2 separate regions of the Mus musculus genome follow, and region 2 is linked to region 1. The links are chromatin loops, found by intact Hi-C in ENCODE. Cell type or tissue: gastrocnemius. All regions are shown on one strand. Links, peaks and the distances in the headings refer to the core of each region. The heading gives the core; the rest is flanking DNA. Region 1 has its middle 110 kb from the start of Gm29835. Region 2 has its middle 46 kb from the start of Gm29968.

Evidence for each region. Peaks named below come from ENCODE experiments on the same cell type or tissue, not always from the same donor. Only the 100,000 strongest peaks of a DNase experiment are listed, where the experiment ranks them.
Region 2: it touches region 1 in a loop (2.8-fold over the local background); 5 of 42 quality-filtered maps call a loop at or near these places.

What each region holds. Positions count from the first base shown.
Region 1 is chr12:25,859,871-25,869,149 of GRCm38, forward strand. No RefSeq gene overlaps it. Among named protein-coding and RNA genes, the nearest start is that of Gm29835, 110 kb to the right of the region's middle. In gastrocnemius, for the core only: a CTCF peak has its summit at 4,680 (motif pointing right); DNase peaks (open chromatin) are centred at 3,699, 4,436, 4,723 and 5,386.
Region 2 is chr12:26,293,915-26,303,193 of GRCm38, forward strand. No RefSeq gene overlaps it. Among named protein-coding and RNA genes, the nearest start is that of Gm29968, 46 kb to the left of the region's middle. In gastrocnemius, for the core only: no CTCF peak of the experiment used is centred there; a DNase peak (open chromatin) is centred at 5,771.

The DNA.
Region 1 (9,279 bases), core at 3,160-5,659:
ACAGCCTGTCTTATTGAGGCATTTTCTTAATCGAGAGCGTCTATTCTCTTAGATGACTTTATCTTGTGACAAGTTGACATAAAACTATCAGCACATTATGAAAAGGACAGAAATCTAATAGTATGTGACACAAAGACTACAAGCCTGTGTGGCAGCTCTGTGGCTGGAAAAACTGTAACACATCCATACCACAAAAGCAACTAACTCACGAAATAGTGGGGCAGAAGAGCATTTGTCAGTAACTTGAGATGTATAAAGATGTCATGTGAGCCCCAGTCCCACTGGACCTAAAGTTGGACTGCATCATTTGGGCTATGATAATGTGAGGTGCCTGGCACTGGCCATTGTGTCCCTCATGCTCAGCAAATACTGTAGCGTTGTTCCTTCTGTTTGTATGTGATAGTCTATGTGAAATGTAAGTTGTCTGATGACTTTGACACTCAACCAAGAAAAGAAAATTGAGAGTAAGAAGAGAATCATGAATTTAAGTCTAGTTCCCACTGAGAGTTCTCTGTATCATCCAGAGGAGCCTCCTCCATTAAAGAAGAGGCTAGTGCCAAGACTTCATGGGAAAAATGGACATGATGGAGTCCTGGCCTGGGAACAAGAAATGACATGTTCTTGCTTCTAAGTCTAAGCTTCAGGCAGGAGATGTACTGAGGACAGCAGGGCAGGCTACACTTGGCTATCACACCTGAAACACACACAAATATATAGGGAATCAAGAAGTGCTCAGTTATCTTCAAGACCCATCAGAGGTGACAGGGAGGGTTCCTTAATCAAAACTGCCCAGACAAGGACAACTGAGTATGGGCTAACTGTCTCTAGGAACACACATGGCCATGGACAGGGACATCTGCAGCTAATCTGATATTTGGTTCCCTGAAACATGTTTTGGAAACTAAATGTCTTCCTACCAAATTTCTGTCATCTATGTTGATCTGTCATTGTTGAGATGCCTTGATATTTATTAAAGTGGTTTTGTTTACTGAAGATTCACCTTGACATGATCCTCATCTTTATCAGGACTTATTTGGTATAATAGAAGAAGAAAAATAAATAAAAAGAAGCAAGGAAAGAAAGATGAAAGGAATGAATAGAAAACAGTGAAAGAAGGGGAGAGGGGGAAACACACACACACACACACACACGGCAGAGGGGCCAGCAATGAGGGAGATTTTGTTCAGAGCAACTAAGCTCAAGAATTAAAAACCAGAAAAACAATGTAGAGTGGGACTGGGTTTGAGAGCTGATCCAGTTTGGTAAGGGAACTTTCCATTTTCTACATAAAGTCCCGAATCTGACTCAGGTAATAGTTGGCTGTGATTCATCCAATCATTCATGCATAGATCCTCTGGGCCACTTGATATTTTTCTTTGCAAATGTTGAAATAAAGGTTCAGTGACACTTCTAACTGGTTCAACTGAACAGCATTGGCAAGGATTTGGGTCAGAGTTGAAGCTTGCTTTCTGCAATTCCAAACATGGCTTTCCACGTGGTCCTTGCTCTTTCTGTAATACTCTTCAAAGGGATAATTTCCGTAGTTGTAAAGGATCCTTAGTTCATGGTTCCAATATAGGAGAAAGGCTTTTTGGAGGACTCAGAAAAAGCAGTGTCTGATATACATTAGTATACTACATGTGCTCAATCCTCTATCTATCCATCATCTATCTATCCATCTATCATCTATCTATCTGTTTGTCTATCTGTCTGTCTATCATTTATCTTATTTTTTCAGAAGCAATGAAACTATGGAGAGTAGTGGGTAGCATAGTGAGAGGAGACAAAGGTGGAAAGATGAGGAGAGGAACTCTGTACAGGGTATCACACACCATCTATGACCTGTACTGTCAATGCTACACAAGTGTTGTAGAGCTTTCAGTAAAGGTCAGACAATCCTGATGATGAGAACAATGGGCCAAGCCAGAGGGCCCCATCTTTGCCCCCTCCACACTTTTACTCCTTTTTTCCCATTTTTATTAGGTATTTAGCTCATTTACATTTCCAATGCTATACCAAAAGTCCCCCCATACCCACCCACCCCCACTCCCCTACCCACCCACTCCCCCTTTTTGGCCCTGGCGTTCCCCTGTACTGGGGCATATAAAGTTTGCATGTCCAATGGGTCACTCTTTCCAGTGATGGCCGACTAGGCCATCTTTTGATACATATGCAGCTAGAGTCAAGAGCTCCGGGGTACTGGTTAGTTCATAATGTTGTTCCACCTATAGGGTTGCAGATCCCTTTAGCTCCTTGGGTACTTTCTCTAGCTCCTCCATTGGGAGCCCTGTGATCCATCCATTAGCTGACTGTGAGCATCCACTTCTGTGTTTGCTAGGCCCCGGCATAGTCTCACAAGAGACAGCTACATCTGGGTCCTTTCAATAAAATCTTGCTAGTGTTTGCAATGGTGTCAGCGTTTGGATGCTGATTATGGGGTGGATCCCTGGATATGGCAGTCTCTACATGGTCCATCCTTTCATCTCAGCTCCAAACTTTGTCTCTGTAACTCCTTCCATGGGTGTTTTGTTCCCAATTCTAAGGAGGGGCATACACACTTTTACTCTTACCACTAGTTGGAAGCGCTTTTTTTTTTTTTTCTCTCGTCAATGGCAGACCTCAAATTCCTATGCTGGAAAAATGTCAAGGTCTTCAAGTTCTTTAAGAAGAGACTGCCCACTTCTTCTGAGGTTCACACCAGAAATGCTGGCTAGTATGTGGGGGAAAAGAGGCTTTCTTTGTGGTTTGCCAGCTTCATGGGCTGACACATAAATAAGCATAGGTAAATAATTTTCTGGAAACCAGCCAAGTAAAATGATATGTTCTCAGACCAACCTGGAGATCCGAGTCAGAAGTGAGGCCATCTTTGCCACAGTGCTCATGCATGGTTTACAGGTTCCCTGTTTAGCTGACTCCCTTGGAAGAGTCTGTATAATACCAGATCAAGCCTCCTTAGGTCTTACTCTAAAGACTGTCTCTAAACAGAGCAAAAGAGGAGACAGGCATCTTGAAGCTGAGAAGTGGGAGGGAGAACAGAGATAAGAGAAAAAAATAGGAGTTGAAATCTGTGATGGGCAACCACAGACCTCATGCCTAGGGGATTAAAACACTCTATAGTGATTATCCCCAAATGGATTGCATTGTGTCTTTTCATTGTGATGGTGCTAAAATGGTCACCAGGAAGTCAGAAAGTCAACTTCAGGTTTTCACCAGCATTTGTGTGTACCATGGGAACCCCTCACATGACCTGCATATGTTAGCTAAATGCCCCAAACCAATGGTAGATGCCTGGCATTGAAGAGCTCTGGAGATGCCTTCCTCCTGAAGAGCCACAGTGGCTTTTCAGAAGGCCTCTCTGGGTTTTACAGTCAGAGCCTCTGAAATTCTCAGGGCCCCAGGAGTGATCTTTACAGTCGTTATCTGTGTGTTCCAGGTAGCTGATGCTCTCTTGTTTAAAATTCTCCAGTGAGATTCCAGATTTGTCAGGGTGAACTTCAAAGTCCCTGTGTCCTTTGGTTACTGTGAGCCTTTGCAGGCCTCAGCCCCCTCTCTACGTGAAATATTTTCTTTCTGGCATTTTCAAGGATGGACCCCTTCTCATGTGTGTACGTGTGCATGTGTTTTCATGTGAGTGAGTTGTGTCCTTTATCAAGTGTCCTCTAATTCCTGACCCCTGACTGTTTTGGGACAGGGTCTCTCACAGCCTGCCAAGTAGACTAGGATGGCCGACCAGTGACCTCCAGTGGTCAGCCTACTTGCCTCCCCTTCCGGAGTCTGGAGTTTTAAGTGCTTACTCTTCCCATTCTGAAACTTGTGATGGACACCAAGCTTTCGTCAAACTCAGAGTTTCTCCTGCCTCTGCCTGACAAATGCAGGCACTAAAAGCGTACACCACTCTATTTTGCTGTTTGCCCTGCTCTAACTCCCTTTATTTTATATTCTCTCTGCTTTAACAATCGATGTCTCATCCCACTTTCTCACCATGTTCCTGTTCCATCCTGTTATTCCTCCCCTCCCCTTGCCGCCATCAAGACACTGTTGGTAAGATGCTGCTTCCTGTGAGACCTGCCCTGGAAGTGAGCTGGGCTATCCCTGTTCTCATCGAAGCTTAGGCTTGCTCTGTTGCTGCTCTGGATTCTCTGGGCATTTTCTCACTTAGTTTTCTTTTGCCTCTCCCTGGTGACTTTGACTTGCATGTGCAGTCTGTGATCTAAACACAGGGCACAACTGGTGACAGAAAAAAAAGATAAACAAATAAATGTGAGATAAAGAAATAAAAGGAAACTAGGCGTACTGACATTCTAATAAAGAGGTCTCTGTACTATCTATCATGCAGAGGCCCAAAATGCTGTCATAACCTTTTGCCTCCTCAGGCTGTGTAGGAACCATGCTAACCTCAGCCTCGGCAATGTGACAGATCTTCCTGGAATAACCAGAATCAGGGGGGCTGGGTGTCTCTTGCCCACACCCAGTGCTGTGTTCGCTTTCTGTGTTTCCTGTCTGCCCACTCACGTTTGATTTGGTCTCTTTCTCATCAGTGAGGCTATTTTCTTTCACAACATATGCTTATTTTTTATTTTGCCCATCCTTTTGAAATGCTCATGTCTCTCTGACATTTGTCAAAATGGTTTAATGTTTTTTATTTTATAAATTCACGTCTTTAGAGACCTGCCCTTGCAATTTAGGGATACAACCACCAGGTGGCAGGATGGCTTTCAAACTACCAGGCTCAGCCTATTGGCTGAATTCTGTAGGAAGTAGGTGTCTACCCAACTTAAGAATGGCAGCCCCTGCAGGGCACTTCTAGGGTGAGAAGCTCAGGGAGGGAAGACAGCCATTTAGTTATGAAAATGGAGGGGAAAAAAGTCGTCTGTGCAAATGCCTGGGGTCAGCAATTTAGGAGCACTGATTACCATCCATGGCGGTCCTTCTCCTCAAGAGTTAAGTCATCTGACAAGGTGTCCTTCAACCATGTTGGACACTGCCTTGATCTCACTCAGTAGGGATGCTCCATCTCTCAAATAGCCCTTTCTAAGCAACCTTTAGCACTGCCATGTCACTGATGTCTGTCCGGGTGGGTCTTAGAGCTATTCCCTCTTATTTGCCCCCTCCTCCAAGAAATCTGTCAGAAGAAATCAAAGGAAAAATTTTAAAAAAGGCCATGGTGGCTGTGTTCCATGCAATGTTTTGTTCTGTTTCCACCAGAAGGGAAAGATTCGAAATGTCCCACCACCTGGGTCCACTTGGTTTGCCTGAAGTTAATTCACTCACCAGCTGTCAGGGCTGCTTCTGTCCTTGGGTGAGATTTGGCTTGCTCACCCACTCTTCTGAGCTGCAACTGGGCCTGGCCTCATTAGAAGCCATGTGGCCTCCATAGCTGGCACCATTACTGTCCCTGGAGTCAACCCGGATTACATCAGCCTCCTCTGATGGCCCAGAGCAGATTTCACACTTTTTTTCCTCTTTCCAATTTGTGCTGTTTGGTTGCTGCCTTTGCATCCTGGGGAGTCGCTGTGTGGTATGCAGTCAGAGGGGCTGCCATGATTCTCAGTCTTGCTCTTACAGCTCAGCCCCACTTCTCCAACTCAGTGCCCCCGGGGGACTCCAGGTGGGGGTGAGCTTACAAACACTATCCACTTTAAATTTTTTTCTGAGTAACTCAGGTTGGTACTGTAGATGGTGAGGTTTTTGGCAGACTTATACTCCCCATCCTTTCTAACAGATGCATGGGAGAATCCCAAGAGTGCACACGGGAGCATATCTTTGTTCAAAAGGCTGGGCAGCCTTCTATTGACTTGACCCACACCAGGTGGGGGATACACATAGAGGCTTTCTCATGGAGTTAATGAAGCTGAACAAGAATTTACTCGGGTCTTCTATCACATTGCTGGGTACCATTTAGATGGATTGTGGGTGATGAAAATGAGCTTGAGTTATGCATGAGAAACGTTAAATTCCAGTCTTCACTGCACCCCTGTAAATACCTGCGCTGTTTAAGAGATATAAGAATGCATACTGCAGAAGACCAACATCGCCCAACAGGTGACAGAGACTCAGAACAACACTGTTCTGGGTCTTTCTAGACCAAACCTTGCATGCTCTCCTCTGAAGCAGTTCATGTCATTCCTAAGTCTGATTGTTTTTCAGTTCATAAAAGCAAGACTTGCTTAGTATAAAAAATTCAAAGACGTAGACAAATACAGTCTTTGAACTATCTTTGGCCCATGAGTCAGTGTTAACTTCACCAAACGATTTGATGTGTCTCCATTCTGTGGTTATTGTCAGCAATATTTCTAATACACAGCTAAGTAGATCAACAGATGGGCCAACACTCAGTTAACTCTTTCTCCATTGGTCTAAATTTGAGTCTTGTCTCACACAAATGGCAATCACAGGGTAGAGTTTGAATTCCCCCTTCAGGGACTATCAGTACTTGGAATATTTCTTGGCCAATAGCCTCAGTGCATGTGAAGCTGATTTGCACACTGGCAACTCGAAGTCCTGTGTGCAGATGCCTCACTTATCTACCTGCAGAGACGATGAGAGGAAATGCGCCACAGTGTCCGCACATTCTAGGAAGAGAAGATGCCATCTTGCTGACTATATTTCTCATGGGATTGAACACCTTCTATTTTGGTCATTTAGAGACAGGTTTTTCTATTCTTACTTTTTTGGTCAGTTATATATTTTATTTCCACTGTTGGAGATTTGACATTGCTATCTTCTGACCTGTTTATACGGAGTATATAAGTAGCTGATATATTTTATATCATATATTTTATATAGATCTTGATCTTTTCCATTTTACTCTGAAACATGAGAAGGTGAATTTGTCTTTCCTGGTTCCAATGAATAACAGTCCTCTCCCACCTCTCACCACAGATGCACACGGAGAGGCTTGGGCCAAACAGGAAAGTCATCCAAGTACCAGCTTACAGAAGGAAGTAAACTATAGCCAAGCCATTATTTTTTGACCTTCTCTGGTGTGCCTCCTCCTATTTATTCCTTCTCTCTCTAAAACTCCAAAGGAAAAGGCCAGGTTTTCTTCTATATCAACACTCTCTTCTGAAGATTTACTTATTAGCTTATTATTTGTGTGTGTGTGTGAAAAAGACATAGCCATTGCTCATGACTGTATGTGCATCATGTGTGTGCAGGGACCCAAGGAGGCCAGACAAAGGCAATGGGATCCCTGGAACTATGGTTATAGGCAACTGTGAGCCACGAACTATGTGGGTCCTAGGAAGTGATCCTGGGTCTTCTGCCAAACCAGTGAGTGCTCTTAAGCACTGAGCCATCTCTCTAACCCCTATCTCCATTGCCTTATAAACACATTTTTGATTATTCGGAAAACCTTTATTGCTCTTATTTTATAAAATATTCAAAAATGTAGTATATAAGGAAAAATTTGTTTTTCTCAAAATTTGTACTATTAATTAAATTTGTTCTTTTACACTTTCATATACATACACCCTGCATTCAAATCACCCTCATTCCTAACCTTGCCCATCTCTTTACTCTGCTTGCACATTCCCCTCCTTATTACAAATCCCATTCATGTCTACTAGTTTTGCTTTGTGATCCACTGAGTTTAACCAGGATTATCTACCTGTGTGATCACATGTTTGGCATTATCTACTGGAGCCTGGAGGGCTCAGAAATGGGTAGACAACTGAAGATAACAGCTTCACCTCTCCTAGAATCTACCATGGCCAATAGTTCATCACTAAGTGGTGGGACTCGTGTGCTCTTCAACTTCTGTGGCTGATTGTTGACAGGTATCATAATAGCCCAGTGTGGGTAACTGAGGTTGTTCTGAGTTCACAATTGCAATGTGGTTGTGTCCAGTCTAGAAGATGGACTTTTGCAGCCTATCATCACATTTTCTCACTCTTTCATACTTTCTGTCCCCTTCCATAAGTTTTCTGAGCCTTAGAGTGGCATCATAAGCATTTTGTTTAGGGCTAGACCTTAGCTGATATTAATTACCAGCACCTTTGGCAGCCATGGGTATCTGAATTCGCTGCCCTTCACTGCAAAAAGAGGCTTCTATCAGTAAAGATACGCGAGTCACTTGAACATTTAGGCCAAAACATGAAAACTTATGTAGTAATTTGAAGCTACGTCAACTTAGACACACGAGAATTATAATTTACTCACCTGGGCCTGCAACCTCCTCAGGCATGAACTGTTAACCAGGCCTATAGTACCAGGACTGAGCTCCCCCTCTGATGGAATGGGATTCAAATCTATCTAGAAAGTAGCTGGTTACCACACAACAGCCATGACACCATTACAAAGGTGGGTGCATCTTGTCTGGCAGGTTGGTTTCCTGGCTTGAAGAGTTTACAACTGAGTACCATAGTTGAGGCCTCTTCCCCTCCAGAAGCCTTCATAACACATTCCAGCATGCTGAAAGGCAGGCAGCAAGATGATGCTGTCAGCTCAGTTCCAGCTATATGATGTCTTCAACAATGGGACCGTATTCTCTAGTCTAGTGGGCAACGAAAACAAACCTGACAGGAGCCTGTATTATTTTGGAGGCCTTTGGGGGTATACTAGACTAAGAATGATTATTTTTTTTCAGATCTATTTTAGAATGAAATGATTTAAAGCCACTAAGTACCACAGTGTTTTAGATTTATCTGTCCCTCTCTAGTTGTTCTAAAGATGAATAACTTTTAGAGCATACCTTTGCATCTTTCAAAACATTTCAAGGTATAAAATTTACTGTACCATGATTAGCTGTCAATCCATAAGTCTGCCTTTAACCTATAATGAAAAACCTTGCTTTCTGCTCTTCATCTCTCTAAATCTTCACCCAAGTCTAAGCTCAGGCCCAGCCTCTTGCTTTTTTCTAATTAGCTCAACATCAAGAGCTCTCGCTCTCCTTGTAGGTCATGTTATCCTAGTAAATCCCCCTTGGCATAAAGCAAAAAAGCAGCTCAAATGTTATTAACCTGTCCTTGGGCCAGTATTTCACTTTTCCTATTAGCCTCACTCAGTATGTGTCTGTCCAGTTCAATTGTTCAATGTTTTATTAAGCTCTGTGTAAGTCAGATTCTGGAAATCCACGTGCTTTTGCCTATTTGTAGACACACAGCTGGGATGTGATATATATTTGCCGTGGAAGAGAAGTGAGGCCTATGAGACAATCAGGTGTAACACAGAGCTTGACTCGTTTTCCATCAGCCGACAGGAGCTTATTGTTCCATTTTTAGGATCTTGGAAGTTGGCTGCTAAATATGGCCATTATTAAAAAGTCAAATGTGCTTTTGT
Region 2 (9,279 bases), core at 4,298-6,797, 440 kb after region 1:
CCAGCAGAAGGTGTGGCCCAGGTTAGAGGTGTTTTTTCCCCAGCTCATAAGACCTGGATTAATGACATGTCTTCCCACCCCAAAGACCATGATCAGAAGTGGATCTCCCTAGCTTTTCTTATTAAAAAAACAAAAAACAAAAAACAAAAACAAACAAACAAAAAAAAAAACCCATCCCTCTCAGGTGTGTCTAGCCATTTTGGGATTTTAGTTAATTCCAGATGTTGTCAAGTTGACAACCAAGAATAAATGGTCATCACATTGTTCAACTCAAGAAATTAAATAGATAAAATTAAGAAAAATAAATGGATGAGCTGAAGAAAGCCACATTTGTTTGCTTCGCCGGGTAGTAATGGGATTGGAGAATGGAACCAAGACCTGGTTTTACATTTCCGGTGGTGATTATAGCAAAAAGCTGTGAAGTGATCTAATAACAGTGACCGTAGACCTACAGGGAGAGAGAGAGCAAAGGTGACCAGGCTGGGCTGAAGATCATAAATGAATCCCAAGATGGGGAAGATAAGGGCTCAAGTCTCATCTCCACTGACACCAGCAGTGTGACAGTGCTCAAAACAGAGCTGCTACAAATGAACCCTATTCTTGTCCAGTAAGTCATCTCACCAGCAATCCCGGTTTCTAAGATGTATGTGGGGGAGCATCACACATCACCTGAGTAGAGCAAAAGGTTTCTAAACAGGAGTAGGAATCAGGGAAGAAGTTGGAGACTCCCGGCCCGTTTGACAGTGCTGCAAGACGTCAGTGACATCAGTTCCAAATCATCAAAGAGGAAACGCAGAGAAAGCCGCGTCTTAAAAGGAATCAAATTTCGTAATGAATATTACCAGACATTATCCAGGAGCTCAGTCGACGAGGGCTTGCAGAGCAGGGGGAGATAATTCTGGGATGGAGAAGACAATCCACTTATAGAAAAGCTACTTATGCAATTCTCAAATCGATTGGATGGGAGGGGCAAGTGCTGCCATAGCTCCTGTTAAAGTCCCTGGTGAAGTGTGGCTCACAAGAGCCCGTCCTTTTCTTCCGGCGGCTTTTAATTCTAACCTTCCTTACACTGGACTGGAGTTATCCGACCTAGCGAACTCACATGCTTTGCCGGACCCACTGCAGGGTCCATGGTTTCCAGCCACGTGGATTCGGGTCTACTGTACCTCGCTGAGGTTAACAAAGGGCCTGGCACTCATGCCAAGGTGCCTTACAGATATATCAACCCCACCTGCCTCACAAGTGCTCAAGGCCTGCGAAGAATAGATGCGCTATTGAGAAAATGATTAGCAGGGTGAAAAGGCAGGAACGCGGAACTTGGAAGTGTGAGAAACTCAGTGACGTTCTGGATGTAGACAGGATACAGTTTTGTCACAACTGGGGCTGCTTCTGAAGGGTGAAGGGTGGAGAACCCTCACCAGAAAAATGAATGGGGAATGAACAGCGTCTACCTGGGCCATGGTAGTGGTACCATCGCCATATGGCATGGGGGAAAACCTATGTCACTGGTGGCTAACGCCCTCACAGAGATACTCTTCAAGAAGGTTGTTCAGGTAAACGTACCTGCTTTAATTAGAATGATGAACAAATAAACTTGTTTTATTTAGAAAGATGACTCTAGCTGAGTATATTCTCCTCCCCAGGGTGTGCGAAATTCTTTGTCCTATTCACCCACACTAGGCAAGCACTCAGACAGTGGGCTCTCTCGTCTGTCCTTTTTCTTGATGCTTTGAGACATGGTCTTACTTCACTGCCCAGGCTGTCCTTGAACTTTCGTTTCTCATGCCGAGGCTTGTGAAGGACAAAGGATTTGAAGCCCCGACACCGGCCCCACTCAGGATATTTGTTTCCAGGGGACACCACCTTCCTGCGTGGTGGAGCCACGTCTAGGATGACCTTAGTAGGAAGAGCTTCGAGGGATCTCCAATTAGTGAGCTGAGAAAAGGAAGGCCGACCTGACCATCCTATCCATCCCCAGCTCCCCACTCAAACCCCACTTGGAGACAGGGCCTTGCCTTGGATCATGATAGAGAAGATATTTCCCAAGAAGTTGGAAAGGACGGGTGTGAGAAGAAATGCACAAGGACAGACACAAAATCCATGTCTCAAACCATTGTGAGAGAGAGAGAGAGAGAGAGAGAGAGAGAGAGAGAGAGAGAGAGAGAGAGAGAGAGAGAGAGAGAGAGAGAGAGAGAGAGAGAGAGAGAGAGAGAGAGAGGAAGCAAACAAACAAAACTACTAACAAAACAGATCCTAGAAATATTGAAACACGATGCTTCCATGCCACCTGCTGGCCATGCTGGATCATTGCATGCTGGCTATTCTACCTACCTACCTACCTACCTACCTACCTACCTACCTACCTACCTACCTACCTACCTATCTATCTATCTATCTATCTATCTATCTATCTATCTATCTATCTATCTATCTATCTATCTATCTATAGATTTCTCTCCTCATAAACCCCCTCACTCACTGCAGGACCTCCTCCAAACTCCTGCCCCTGATTATTTAGCACACACATTTATGATGTATTTAGGCCTATTTTATTTTTCTCCCTTCCTTCCTTCCTTCCTTCCTTCCTTCCTTCCTTCCTTCCTTCCTTCCTTCCTTCCTTCCTTCCTTCCTTTTTCAAAAAAGCAGATTTCTCTCTGGCATCAATCTACTTCCTGCAACCATTTGACTTCGTTATGTGTCCTTTGCCTCCCCCTCTCCACCATTCCTCCTATACCAGTCTGTATCCTCCATTTACTTCCATGAAGATGGAATTTGACAAGATCGTCAACTACTTCCTTACTGTAAGAGATAATGAATGCTCTCAGCAAGATCCCACAGAGCTTTCCTCTGCAACCTTAGAGGAAATCCAGAGCTCCTTCGAGGTATTTTATTTTCCACTCATGGCATTTCCCTCTACCACCTGGGAATTCTGGGAAATATGGTCCCCTCTGCTGCTTCTCCATCAGTGTTGTTCTCCTGCCTTGAGTCTATTCTTGTTGGATATAGCCCTTCATGCACACCTCCTGCTCTCTCTCATGCACACCTCCTCCTGATGCCCTACTGCCCTTCTATGCAAAAGTGGTCCCAAAAGTCAAACCTTGTGCCCATTATCTTGTTGGGCTTTCTTCTAGGTCGGGCTGCACCTGGGATTTCCACTGGGCTTCTCCGTGTTCCTAACTAAACTCACAGTGCCCCCCTCTCCATTCTGCTCCTTCTCTGCATTCAAACCCCCCCAAGACCCTGAACATCCACAGCAGGAGCCCAAACAGAGCCCTTGAGGCTGCCACATGTCCCCTTCGAATGGTCTTCCACATCCATCCTGCAAGCAGCTTTTAAGTGTGTCCTCTTTGCTCCAAACTAGCTGCCTAGGCTCAACTATCTCTCTGCTGTCTGGACTGCTGCTGTTGCACATGACACCTCCTCTGAACTGGAACCATTCTCTCCAAACCAGAATGCTAGGCCCTGGAAGGAGGGGGGAGGTCCAGGAGCTGCCAGTTGTCAATAGGAGGTAAGTAAAGTTTCACGTCTATAGGAAGGAAAGAAGCCTCAAGGTTCTTCAGGGCCCCTACCAAAAGAATAAAAGGAAGCAAACAGTTCTTAGGGAGCGAAAACTCTGACCAGACAAACTGCAGATGCATGGTTGGATCCTGTTGGGAAGGCTGGGCTTTCTGGCAATGCAGCTGTCTTTGAGTTATCCCTGCTCATTGCAAGGAACTCCTTTACCCATGCTCCAGTTGGAAGACCGCAGGAAAAATAACCAAACCAACCAACCAACCAACCAACCAAAAAACACTCATTGGTTCACCAATTGATTGGTGCAACTGTTACATTGGTCTATCCTGGGCTTCCTTTCTCGGATGAGTAGGTGTGTGCATGCTTGATTGTTTGTGATTGTGTGTGTGTATGTCTGTGTGTGTTACATCTCCCCAAGGACCCAAGAAAAGTCTGTCTCACAGCATCTGTCAATCCTATTTTTGTGCTCTCATCCAGCATCAATGCCCACACAAGGGCCTCCAGCCCAGAAAGACTGACCATGCCTCAGCAGTTTAGGCAAAGCCTAACCTCTTAGCTTTTCTCTCTTTGCCCAATACTCAGCTCAGTAATGCTTCAGAGTGTAGTGCTAGGAAGATGATGTGTGGGCCTCACCGATGATCCCCAGTGTACATGGGCAACTGGCAGATCTCTAACAGCCACCAGTCTACAGCAGGATGAGAAATGATGGGGAGAAGACAGGGCTGTGTACCTGGAATAGGGTTGCTCGTTCTCATGGAGCAGAGACTCTGGGGCACGGTCACCTGGTCCTTCCTCTTCCATCTGATGAGTCCCCCTCTCATATTCCACTCTTGTCTTAGTTAGGGTTTTACTGCTATGAACAGACACCATGACCAACGCAAGTCTTATAAGGACAACATTAAATTGGGGCTGGCTTAGGGGCTTGTGTTTGGAGGTTTAGTCCATTATCATCAAGGGGAGGAACATAGCACTATCCAGGCAGGCATGGTGCAGGAGGAGCTGAGAGCTCTACATCTTCATCTGAAGGCTGCTAGCAGGGTGGCTATTGGACAGTTAGGATGAGGGTCTTAAAGCCCAAACTCACACCTACTCCAACAAGGCCACACTTTCTAATAGTGTCACTCCCTGGGCCAAGAATATGCAAACCATGACAACCCTCTTGATGACAGTGTGCCTACCAGCCTGACACAGCTCAGTCTTCCATTCTGGATTCATGTTTTCATTGAGTGCTACTATGCCCTTCCTCACTGCCCTAAAACTTGCCTCCTTAAAACTGACAAGGCTTTTGCTGCCTTTTGCTATTCTCTGTATTCTTGGGGAGGTAGCCATGGCAGCTTTGAGTTTCCCCAAATGAACCCTATATCTCATCCATGGAATAGTCCAGTTAAGAGGTTTCACTGTGCCCCCACCCTCTTACCGGTACCACTAGACCAGTGGATCTCAACCTGTGGATCTCAACTATTGGAAAACACATATTCCTAAGATGGTCTTAGGAAGTGAGACATGTTTAGTAGCAAAATTACACTTATAAAATAGCAAGAAAAATAAATTTATGGTTGGTGATTCCTAAGACCATGGGAAATATGTGTTTTCTGATGGGTGTGACCGACAGGTTGAGAATCACTGCACTAGCCTGTATGATTAAATGATTTTCAACTGAAGCTACTGAATTTTGGAGTTATGTCTTATTAAATAGTAGCTATCTGGCATATTTCTTGTACCTCTTTTTATTACCTACTTCAGAGTCAGATGGGAAACAATAGCTATCAGATTTGTACTATTTAAATATGGGCAATATTTGATGGGACTGGAGGCATTTCTCAGTGGTTAAGAATACTTGTTGCTCTTGTAGAAGACTTGGTTTCAGTTCCAGCACCCACATACATGGTAGCTCACAAACATTTTTAAGTTCCAGGGGATCCAATGCCTTCTTGACTCCAAGACATTGTATATGGGCATACATGGAGGGAAATACTCATATGCATAAAATACATAAGCATTTAAAATACCAGTGATATTTGTTAAGTACCCTCTTTTAGATAAAAGATCAACACTACGAAGTACATTCTCCACTATGTGTTAAGTACTCCTTCCTACCAACTACTGAAATTCTAGCAATGCACATTCATGGGTAATCTGGGAGCAATGTTACTTTTAGCAATGGAAATGCAAGACAAAGCTATAAGCCTCAGCACTGGGCCTGAAGCATGAGCTGCATAGAGCAAATGTGCCAAGAGTCCGCAGATCCTGGCAGCAGGGGTGCCAACCTTCAGCTGTGTCTGTAAGCTGGCTGTTTGGTAATGGAATTCCACCTTGGAGTAGAAATGTTGCCAATCAATGCGGGAGATAAGCCTGTCTTCGGGAAAGCCTTGGCTAGGCTTTTTATTTTGTTCATCTTGGAAGAAAAAGCCATCATCAACCACACCGTGGGCTTGGCTCCCCAGGCTGCCTCAGAAAAGTGATTGATTGCTCTCTAAATAATACAAGGCTTCCAGGAACAATAGAAGCAGCTACTATGGGCTATTCATACACATTCAACTGAAGCCTGGTGGGAAGCTAAGCTCCCATCAGGGTTCCATGCTGACACTGGCAGCCCAAAAGCAACTTAGAGGCATAAAACCGGGTAAAATAATATAGACGTGAACCGGCTTGAGGAGAAGAGTGGTCAAAGCACCATATGCTGTGTTTGCTTGGGTCTTGGGTGTTCACTCGGACTTAAGAGTGAAGCTGAGGTCTGAAAAGATACCAGTCTCTCCACCTGTGACCCCTGGTAGGGGAAGTCAAAGGGAACTAGTGATGAATTAGTGATGTCATCAAAACAGATTAGTTTCCCAGTTGATCCCACCCGCTCCATCTACTTTGTCTGAAACCATTTGTTCCTCATTCATTGAGATGCTATGGAAACCCTCAGGGTCAGCTCAGGTGCCTTCTGCTTACAAGGAACCGGGTTCCGGAAAGAAAACAGACACGTGGAAGTCCATCCAGTTGCCAACACTGTCCTACTGCGTCAGGAGAAGAAGGAGGGATCAGCAGATGCTGCTCAGGCATGGGGCAGTGTGATGGATGCATGTTATGGAAAGTGGAATATGACCGAGAACGTCTCTACTAGGCCTCTTGGAGAAAGCCAGGTGTTTCTCCGTGTAAAAGGAGACTATGAGAAGGGCTCCATAGTGTTTTGGGATTTGGACAACAGTGAAGGATGCTGGCATGGGTAGTGAAGAAAAGAAAGAAATGCTAGAGCCAAAGAGGGAACAGTTATTTGGGACTCCAGAAAAAAACACATTGCACATTTCCCTCCATTTTGCTTTGGGTGTGTTCTGGATGAAGTTTGTAAGAGAAAAGGAATTCAGAGCCCACTGGGATGAGAGTCTCTTCCAGCCAGTCTAGGTTTGGGGGACAATGGAAATATCCAGCTTGTGGGACATCCATGGTGACACATAGTGGCATGTGTGCACTAGAGAGAGCTGTCTCTGGAGTACTTGTTTCTAGGCATCTTTCCAGAAAATAAAAAAGACAAAATCATCCAACTGCATCCTTAAGGTTAGTCATGTATTTTGTAGACTTTAAAAATCTTAGGGGAAAGAGAATGGTCAGAAAACAGAAAATAAACACAAGATGAAGCAGGAAAGAGAAGGGATCCATTGCGGGGAGTCCAGTCATGATGCTCTAATTGGCTGAGACTTCTGGATCATTAATAACTCTTCAAGGCAATTCTGTAATGAAAAACAGTACCTTTTACTTAATAGGAATTCAAGGCCTTAAACATAGCATAAGAGTACTTCTTCCATGGAATATTCAGAGCACTAAACAGTAACTTAAAAAAAAAAAACTAAACTCATTCAAAAGCAGGAATAGGGGCTGGAGAGATGGGTCAGCAGTTGTGAGCAATGGCTACTTTTCCAGAGGATCAGGGTTCTATTCCCAGCATGGCAGCTCACACCTGTGTAACTCCCACTCCAGGGAATGCCACACCCTAACACAGATATATATGCAGGCAAAATATCAATGCACATAAAAATAAAAATAAAAATATTAAAAATTTAAAGCAGGAAATAGGCTTTAAACACTTCCGGTTACACAGTCAGTCCCATTTCCTTCCTTCCTTCCTTCCTTCCTTCCTTCCTTCCTTCCTTCCTTCCTTCCTTCCTTCCTTCCTTCCTCCCTCCCTCCCTCCCTCCCTCCCTCCCTCCCTCCCTCCCTCCCTCCCTTCCTTCCTTCCTTCCTTCCCTCCTGACTTCCATCTTGTGATTTCTTTCTGTTCTCTGAGGACTCGCCACACAGCCCAGGCTGGCCTCAAACTCATGGCAAACCTGCTCCAGCCTCTCATCTCCTCCATCATTTACCTCCTTCCAAGTTGCTCCTCCAGGGAGCACTCTCTGTGTTGCATATGATCTCTGAAGAGATTGACTCCACCCACGGACCCCTTGGCAGAATTCTATGAGAAGATGTTGTCATCTTCAAATTCCATCCATCCATCCATCCATCCATCCATCCATCCATCCATCCATCCCATGTGACTGTGGAAGTGCTGGTAGCCAGGTACTCAATGGATGGGTAGCAGGCAGAATTTGAGTTCTCCACAGTATCGGGAAGTGTAAGGTCTTCTCTTCAGTTTCCATAGGACAGATGGGAGTGCCTTCCTCCTCACAGATGCAAAGCTGGTGTCCTCGCCCTTTACCCTGATGCCTTAGCACTCATTATCCTCTCTAGTTTAAATGTGACACGAACGCCCTTGGGCTTGTGTGCTTGAGCAGGTGGTCCCAGGTGCTGGTGCTTCCTGGAATCATTAGGAGGCGAAACTTGGCTGGAGAAGGTGGGACACCGAGAACGAGTTATAGCTGGTTGTGCTTCTTGGTCTACTCAGATATAAAAAGTCTTAGATGTAAACACCCAGCACCATTAACCTGCCCAGTCCAGCACCCCTCTTTGTCATAACCAAACCTAAAACATGAACCCTATTTTTGTAAGTTTTTACAATGTTTTGTAAATTTGGACAGATTTCTTGCATGCATGAGGATGATATGAACAAAGGGGACTGGGAGGGCTCTGCAAGGCTTGGTCAGGCCCCGAGTGGAATTTCAATGGACAGAAGGTAGAAAGCAATTGTGTATTTGGGGGACAATAGTACAGACGTCAGACAACCTATTAGTGTGGCCTGAAATGTGGCCTTCCCCCACTCAAGGGTCACTTCATGATTCTTTCCCCGGTGGACTGCAGGTTATACTGAACAGCAAGCAGGTAAGTGGGCCTATTTGGAACATGATTCAGCCACTCAAGTGCATAGAGGACTTCAAGGACTTTGGGCTGACGACGCATCAGAGAGAGCATGGAGAAGATCATCAGAACAGAGGTGAGGAGTCAGCAAGATGGGCTTGGAGGCCTGAGGTGCGTCCATATGAAACGGAAGAGGTCCTGGGTAGTTAGCATCTTGGGTAGGTCCTGAAGTGTAGCCAGATGAGGGGCTTCAGTGTACTGCATCTTCATTGAAGAACACAGTGCCTGCCATCTCATGTTTGGCATCATCAATTGTACTGTTCATTCGTGCCTGTCATAAAAATGCTGTGTCTGGGGACTGTCTCCCTTTAAACACTCTGGGCTTTCCCCACAGTGTGCATCCTCCGCAGGTGCATTTGTGGTTATTTTGCAAAAACGGAAACTTGCTTTGTTGTAACTTTCCCTCTGGGGTGGGGGGTCTCTTTCCATTGTCTCTGTCTCCTAATTGGTATTTGTTATAAATCCCAGTTTAGTCTCATCTGCAAGCTTCAT